Linked DNA regions of Homo sapiens: region 2 is linked to region 1. A link is a contact called in ENCODE POLR2A ChIA-PET data. All regions are on one chromosome and are shown on one strand. Each heading gives the region's core, a stretch centred on a gene start or an enhancer-like site at or near the end of the contact. The rest is flanking DNA. Distances are from core to core; before and after follow the strand shown. Region 1 overlaps ZNF148 (zinc finger protein 148). Region 2 overlaps SLC12A8 (solute carrier family 12 member 8).

Evidence for each region. ChIA-PET counts read pairs that join two places held with the same protein, here RNA polymerase II (POLR2A).
Region 2: POLR2A ChIA-PET joins it to region 1 with 11 read pairs in activated T-cell. The contact joins two enhancer-like sites. POLR2A ChIA-PET finds 5 or more read pairs at or near these places in 3 of 52 experiments (PC-9, T-cell and activated T-cell).

The regions. Positions count from the first base shown.
Region 1 is chr3:125,309,275-125,313,450 of GRCh38, reverse strand. It overlaps ZNF148 (zinc finger protein 148), which reads left to right. Exons shown (of 9, transcript NM_021964.3): 4 at 1-143. It also overlaps the pseudogene DUTP1. Among named protein-coding and RNA genes, the nearest start is that of ZNF148, 64 kb to the left of the region's middle. Within about 2 kb of position 2,475, at least 7 of the 41 ENCODE cell types and tissues checked have a DNase peak (open chromatin) inside an H3K27ac peak, as active enhancers do.
Region 2 is chr3:125,118,572-125,122,837 of GRCh38, reverse strand. SLC12A8 (solute carrier family 12 member 8) reads left to right here. Exons shown (of 14, transcript NM_024628.6): 7 at 2,152-2,239; 8 at 3,982-4,069. It also overlaps the pseudogene RNU6-230P. Among named protein-coding and RNA genes, the nearest start is that of MIR5092, 31 kb to the left of the region's middle. RefSeq lists enhancers at 898-1,117, 1,323-1,828, 1,829-2,335, 2,338-2,387. Within about 2 kb of position 2,902, at least 9 of the 41 ENCODE cell types and tissues checked have a DNase peak (open chromatin) inside an H3K27ac peak, as active enhancers do.

The sequences.
Region 1 (4,176 bases), core at 1,226-3,725:
TACAAGAAAGTGAAATGAGACAACAGGATATGATATCACATGATGAACTCATGGTCCATGAGGAGACAGTGAAAAATGATGAAGAGCAGATGGAAACACATGAAAGACTTCCTCAAGGACTACAGTATGCACTTAATGTCCCTGTAAGTAATTCCTTTATAAGATATTAAACTTAGAAACATAATTTTTTGTTACGTAATACTGCAAGTCATCGAAGAAATTTCAGAAAATGTTTCAGGGCTAAATAGTGTTCTTGAATAGATATACTAAAATATTGACATAAATCATATTTGAAAGGCAAAATTAAGTTCTTGTATTATATTATTTTAGAAGCTTATTTCTTTCAGGATAACAATATTTCTCAGGATTATTTTGGTATTAAATTTTAAATGCTTAATTTTAAAAGATATTTTATCTAACTTCTAGGTTTCTCCTTAAAGAGTAAAACATTTGAATCTTCAACGTAACTAGAAAAATATCACACATTCAAGGGTTTTTCCTACAAATTCTGTAATTCTTGCCTTCTTAAATTTTTCTAATATGCTCCTATTCTCTGTTCTCTTTGTATCCTCCGCTTGCTTGATCTGTTTATCTTTTTAAAGTATATCAGCCCTTTACTCTTTCCTATCTACCTCAGACGTCATTTAAGATGTTTCATAAGCACCCATATGTTTTTCCTTCTTCTACCTTTATTTTTACCCAATAATCAGTGAAACCACAACCATCATGTAAATTCTTGTCTCTTCTTTCTATGATATCAAACCTGGGTTCCTTTCAGTTCATCTAACATGTACTTTTTCTTTTGCTTTAGGACTTTAATATATCCTGCTTGAGATATTACCCTCAGTCATACTTCATACCTGTTTTATAACCTCTAGATAGTGCTCCATCATCATCAGCCTGTCACTTCTCTTGACTCTAGGTTGAGTCCCTGTGATAGGGACTTGTGATTTACTTGTACGATGCTTCTCTGATGGATTGTAGACTCCATAAGGACAGGAGTTTTGTCTTACTTTTCACTGTAGTCCAGGTGTTGGCACATGGTGTGAATGAGCGGATAACTACTTGTAGTTGTGCTCTGATACATACATTCACCAGCTTTACCTAGCCCATTGCAGTAACTTTTTCCTCTTTAGCCTGATGATGTAATGGATTACATTAGTTGATTTTTGAATATGGAAGCAACTTTCATACCTGGAATAAATCCTGCTTGTTTGTGGTATATAGTTCTTTTTAGATGTGGTTGGATTTGATTTGATCATATTTTGAGGATTTTTACATTTGTGTTCATGAGAAATATTAGTCTATAGTTTTCTTGATGTCTTTGTCTGTTTTTGGTATTAGGGTAATGCTGGTCTCATAGAATAAATTAGCAAGTATTCCCTCTGCTTATATCTTCTGGAAGAGATTGTAGAGAACTGATGTAATTTCTTCCTTAAATGTTTGGTAGAATTCACCAGTGAACTGCTTTGGGTCTGGTGCTTTCTGTTTTGGAAAGTTATTGTTGATTTGATTTCTCCTATAAATATAGGTCTCTTCAGATTATCTGATTCTTCTTGTGTGAGTTTTGACAGATTGTGTCTTCCAAGGAATTGGTCTATTTTGATAAAGTTGTCAAATTTGTGGGAACAAAGTTCATAGTATTGTTTTATTATCCTTTTAATGTCCAGGGGTTTATAGTGATGTCCTCTCTTTGATTTCTGATATTAGTAATTTGTGTTTTCTCTTTTTTTCTTTTTTTCTTGTCTTAAGACAGTAATTTAAAAAAATTACTGTCTTAACAATTCCCTTTTTTTTGGTGTATCATTTACTAAGTTAAATTATATAGGGTTTTTTGGGGTCTGTAATTGATGTACATTTGATTTTAAAAAGACACTGTCTTATATCAGGACAAAGCAGATTTACATACAACTATCAGCAGAAAAAATTTCTGTGTGATCTGAACAGAGGTACTCTTTTCTTTGATCATAAGAAAATGCAGTACTTTTAGAAGGTAAAGCTATTAAGATTACAGAAGTTTTACCAAAATGCTTTAAGCAAAAACTCTTTTAAGAAAAAGGTATGAGTTCTCATTTTCTATTCTTAGCATAAATTTTAATACTTTCTAATAGAACCTAACTCTTCTGAATGCCTTTCAGCATCATCCAAAGCTTGAACTTCTATTTCTGGATTAAAAATTCATTCACAAATGAGCTGTGCAATACGATCACTTTTTCTGACTTTAAACTTTTTTTTGCCAAAATTAAACAGTACAGCACCAACATTTCCTCAGTAATCTTCATCTATCAATAAAGTGTTTTGCAGCTAATCCAAACCATGGAGCTACTCTTCTGTAACATCCAGAAGGAAGAGCTATCTGAATGTCCATTTTCCCTAGAGCTTTCTCCATAGGTGGTATTGTATCATCATAGGCACCGTTGAGGTCATAGCCTGTGGCCTGTGTGGATCCCTGAGTCAGGGTTGTGGCCTGCTCAGAGAATGGGGCAAAACGGAGCTGCATGCTGCCTTCCTCTGCAAACCAGCCTGTTTGCTGGGGGTAACGGTGGGTGTCTCTTCAGAGCAGGGCATGGCAGAGTGAAAATGCGAGCAGAGGAGAGAGCAACAATTTTTAAGTGTCCATTTTAGTAGTGCAAACTATATTGACATTGTTGTACAACAGATCTCTAGAACTTTTTCATCTTGCAAAACTGAAACTGAAACTCATGTTCGAACAACTCTGCATTTCCCCCTGCCCAGTGGTAGAGGCTTGCTTATTTTATTGATATTTTCAAAGAAACAGCTTTTGATTTTCTTGATTTTTTTCCCTCTATTTCCTATTTTCAGTTTCATTTATTTCTGCTCTAATTTTTATAATTTTTTTCTGCTTGTTTCGGATTTAATTTGCTCTTCTTTTTCTACTTTCCTAAAGTGGAAGCGTATTCATTTTAGATTTTTTGTTTCTAATATATGCATTCATACTATAAATTTTCCTCTAAGCACTGCATTAGCTACATTGCATAGATTTTGATAGTTGTATTTTTATTTTCATTTAGTTCAATATATTTTAAAATTTCTGTTAAGATTTCTTCTTTGGACTGGGTGTGGTGCCTCACGCCTATAATCTCAGCACTTTGGGAGGCTAAAGTGGCGGATTACTTGAGCTCAGGAGTTTGAGACTAGCTTGGGCAACATGACAAAACCCCATCTCTACTAAAAATACAAAAATTAGCCGGGCATGGTGGCATGCACCTGTAATCCCAGCTATGTGGGAGGCTGAGGCATAAGAATCACTTGAACTCCAGAGGCAGAGGTTGCAGTGAGCCAAGATTGTGCCACTGCACTCCAGCCTGGGTGACAGAGTGAAACTCTGTCTTTAAAAAAAAAAAAAAAAAAAAAAATTCTTTGAACCATTATTGTTTAGAAGTGTGTTGTTTAATATCCAAGTATTTTGAGATATTTTCTAGCTACCATTCTGTTATTAGTTGTAGTTTAATTCTGTTGTGGTCTTAGAGCAGACGCCATATGATTGCTATTCTCTTAAGTTTGTTAGATTGTATTTTATGGCCCAGAATGTTGTCCACCTTGGTGAAATGTTACGTGCGAGCTTGAAAAGAATGTGCATTCTGTTTTTGTTGGATGAGGTAGTCTATAGATTGCAATAGACTGGCATTTTTATTGGACTGACAGTAGCCTGCGCCTTCTCCAGTGTATCTTTCAGATAGTTTCTACAGTGATCTTTCCAAACGAGATGTATACATGTCATTCCCTTACTGAAACTTCCCCAGTGGTTCCTCATTACTAAACAGCTAAAATGTACTTTTTTGCATGGGCGGAAATAGCCGTCATAATCCCGTCCCTTATCCAACTTTTTTTTTTAACTGTAGTTCAGCCCCTTTCGCCACCATTTTATGCTTTAAGCATATCAAATTAATTTAGTTGCCTAGGTCCACTATGGGTTTTTTCTGTTACTTTTGTTCATGTCGTATATGCCTATAATATTATTTATTTGGCAATTTACTGTTACTCATGTTTCACCTTAAAAGATGTCTCTTTCTTGTGATTTTTCATTATGGTAACTATAATAACTTTGCATTTCTTTGCTTGCAAGACTGTCTTGTCATTATATTTTAAGGTATTTTTTTCTGTATCCTGCCTTTAAATTTTGTGTTCTCAATACCTGGGTTATAGTAGGCAATC
Region 2 (4,266 bases), core at 1,653-4,152, 190 kb after region 1:
CCTGGGTTGTTCTGTTTCTATTTATGCGTGTATTTGTTTATTTGTTGCTGGTTTTCATCACACATTGGGTGATCTTGGTTGTGGGCATGGATTTCCCCAGCTGTCGCATGGTTAGGTCTGTCTCCCTGCTGGGGCCCTACCTTGATGAGAAGTTTGTGAGTGCTGTTGATTCTTGAGCAGGGCTTTATTTGGGGTGCAAACGTCCAGCCCTGGTTTTCCTCAGTGTATTGAGATCTTGTAGAGAAGCATTCCGAGGCTTTCTTTCCTTCTCTTTTCCTCGGTATTATATTCTCCATTTTCTATGTTCTATGTTCCAGACATTCATGGGAACCTTTCATCTACTTAGGGTCCTCCTCCCAACTTCTCTTTGCTTATGGGAATTTATCTACTTTTCCCCTTTACTATGCTCTTAATAGGATCTTGGAGAGGAGGGAATGAGAGGAAAGAAAATGTGCCTAACAGGCCGTTAAAAACAAAAACAAAAACAACAACAACAAAACCTTAAAAGTTTTCACGTTTCAAAATGATCATTGTAGAAAATTGAGAAAATATAAACAGTCAAATAAAAATGACCTGTTCTTTTATCACCCAGAAATAACATTGTTAATGTTTTAAAACATGTTCCAGTTCCTTTTTCTATATATTTTTATAATAATGGGATCATACCATGTGTTCTGTTTTCTAATATGCGTCTTAAAACTAAGCAAAAGCTTCTAAACATCTTTCCATGTCACAACATATCCCTTACAATATTCTGAGACCTAGTATTTATTGAAAGCTATATCATCACTTATTTAACCAACCCTCTATTTTTAGACATTAGGTTGTTTCTAATTTCCACTATTCTAAACAAGCGTTTATAAACACGCTGGGCTAAATCTTCCCTCATAGCCTTGACTACCTACGATGGGTAAAGTCCTCATAGTGGAGTTGCTGGGTGACAGTATATGCACCCCATCCGCGGGCCAGCATTCAGGGTTCTCTCTGAAATACACCCCCCTACTTTCACTTTCTGGTTCCAAACTGTCACTTCACTGCACTTCGCTTGGATTCTGTGAAGCATTGTAGCAGAGGCATTAAGAGCATAATTTTCAGAGTCAGACAGACCAGGGTTGAATCTTAGCTTTGCTGCTTATTAAATGTGTGACCTTAGGCTGTTTTAATTAACCTCTTTGAACACTTTTCCATAAGATGAGGAAATAATTCTACCTTTCTGATGAGGTTGTTATGAGAATTAAACAGGATAAAAAAATGCATGTAAAGCACTTGACACAGGCCCAGGCAGTTTGAAAGTGTTCACAAATCATGGAGTTAGATTCATTCCCATCCCTAAGCCCATTCAAATCCCTCTTTCAAGGCCACATTCAAGATACAACCCCCTCCACGGGTCTTTCCTGACCAGGGCAGCCCATCACACTGAGTTGTTATGGCACTTGTGGGCTGGATCCTCATCCGATGTTCAGAACACCCTGTCTTGTTGCTTTCATATATTTGTTTGTATGGGAAGAGGCAACATCCCCACTTCACCATGCAGCACTGTGCTGTGGGTCCCTCATGGATTAATTCATTTTCATTAGTGTTCTTGCAGAAGAGAGGTGATGATGAAAAGGAGCTTGTGACTCCATGTCAGTGGCATCAGGATTGGTTTTTTTGGAGTTTATTTCAAGCCCTTTGGTAGCTCAGGGGCTTGGAGGATGGTACCTGACCCCGAGGACACAGGAAGCTCCCATGGAATCAGCAGGCAGCAGAGGCAGGGAAAGCTGCTGAGCAGGAGGCTGCCAGACCTTTGTAATGCTGAGCCTCTCCAGGGCATTGTCCCAGCTCAGCAGGCAGCGCAGGACCTCTGTGTGCCTTGCAAGCCGCTTTCCTCCCCCCTGGTTGCTTTGCGCTGAGCGGTAGGATGCTTTTGGAGCTGGGAGGGCTTTCCTCCTGAGCCTCCTCCAACCCACAAAGGTGCCTTTCACGCCACAGGGATGCCTCCCTAGTTGCCAGGGGAGATTGAAAAGCAGCCTATGCGCAGAGCTGCAGCTGGAGGGCTTGCGGTGGGACAGCTTCCAGGAGAGGGTCCCGCAGGAGAGGAAGGGGCAGCCCTGGGGAAGGCGATGCGTGGAGGAGGCTGCTCACCCCATTCCCCATCTGGGTGTCTTTCAGGAGTCATGGCCGGCTTCAACATGGGGGGCGACCTCAGGGAGCCTGCCGCCAGCATTCCCCTGGGCTCCCTGGCAGCTGTTGGCATCTCGTAAGTTCCCCTCATGGCAATCAGTCTGAGCTAGAGAGTGGGAGAGAAAACCCCAGGCAGAAGAGGGATTGCCCCTTTTGTTCTGAGAGTGCCCCGACTGTGACCAATCTATTTCATATTCCGATCCTTCTTTTAACACTCGGTGGGCTGGAAAATTCACGTCTGGTGGGTTCAGACACTGCCCTTTCATGCGCCCTGCCTGGGAATGCTGCCGAGGAGGAGTGTCGGGACCCAGATCACAGATCGAATCCTTTCTTTCCTTTCCTCGGCCTCCCGCCCCCGTCCCTCCCCCACCCCCATTTTGAACTTGGGGATTTTTTTAACCACCGAGTTTCCAGGATCACTGGAGGGAGCATAAAGATGAAGAGTTTTGCAATCAGACGAATTGGGGCTGCATCTCAGCTCTGCCGCTGATTGGCTGCATGACTCTGGACAATTTACTGAGTTCTCTGAGCCTCCATTTCCTTTCTTGTGAAATGGGGATAATGACACTGTATGTGCTTCCTAGATTGCGGCGGGGAGAGAAGGCACACAGTGGAAGCTCAGCACCCAGCTCTTCTTCTTCCCCCAGTGAGCCTCCCCTCCAGCTCCCCCAGGCCGTCAGGCCTCTGGGGTTTTAGTTCACACTGTGCCACCCACACAAGCAGGCTGGGTAACCTTGGGTCTATTTCTGACCTTTTAGAATATTGTTTCTCTCTGTACCACAGGAAGAAGCTTCTCTGCCCTTCATTGGGTAGGTGTGAAGAGGCAAAGAGATCAGAGACCAGAAACAATGACTTGAGAAGTTAAAAGGGCCTGTGTTATTCTAACCACAGTATTTAGAAAATATTAATGTATCTGTTTCACAAACACTGAATTTGTTCTTAGCTTACTGCAGTGAAACCATTGCTATCAGCCTGGCGTACAGCATCAGGGTATTTTGTGCAATAACATTGGGAAGAAAATGAAGACAACAGAGATAGAGTTGAGTGTTGGGAAGGAAATAAAAGAAAGAGGCTTCTGAATGAGGACCCTGTCTTGTTTCTGGCCCCAGCTGGGAGGTTCCAGGAGGAACCCTTGGCCCATCCTCTGATTACCCAGATGGGAATGAGGAGACCACAGGAACCTGGGTCTTGTTCAAGGTTACAGGGCATCTTGGGGACAGAGCCAGGCCTCTGCTCTCTGCCTTTTGACTTTAGTTTCCCTCTTTATTATCTGATCCAAAGATAACAGACCAGCAGGACTTAGAGGCCCGAAGGATCATCAGCTTGTTCTTTTGCTGGAGGAGGCTGGGGTGTGAGGCTGCGGGGCAACCCTGGCCTGAATCCTGGCAACCTAGAGGCAACTGGGCCTCCCACTTCCCTACTCGGAATGCCCTTTGTATGTTTTTCTTTTTTAATATAAGAAAGAGAAAAAAAACTGCTCACTTCAGCAGTACATACACTAAAATTAAAACAATACAGAGATTAGCATGGCCCATGTGCAAGGATGACATGCAAATTCGTGAAGTGTTCCATATTTTTATATATATTTAAAAGTAAAAAAAGAAACAAAACAATGGTACCCCTTTTTTGGTAAGAAATATGCCAGAAGAGAAATAGTACAAAAAGTGTCCTCCCAAGCCAGCTGGGGAAGCTTCATGACTGGCCTTTCTCTCATTCTGATACAAGTTCCCTTTGGAAACAGAAGGTTGAGTGAGGGAATTGGATGGGGCTGGGTGAGGTGAGTCGGGGGCAGCTCTGTTCTGCTCTTGGGTTTTGCAGGTGGTTTCTGTACATCATCTTCGTCTTCCTCCTGGGCGCCATCTGCACTCGAGAGGCCCTTCGCTATGACTTCCTGATAGCGGAAAAGGTGAGTGAGGCCTGCGCTACTCCAAGGGCTCAGTCTGCCGGAGTCATTTATTTGTTCTCACCAACAAATGGCCACCTTCCCCTTGCAGTACTGTCTGGGAATCCATATAGTCTTTTTAAAATTTAATTAATTTATTTTTTGAGACAGGGTCTCACTCTGTTGCCTAGGCTGGAGTGCAGTGTTGCAATCTCAGCCCA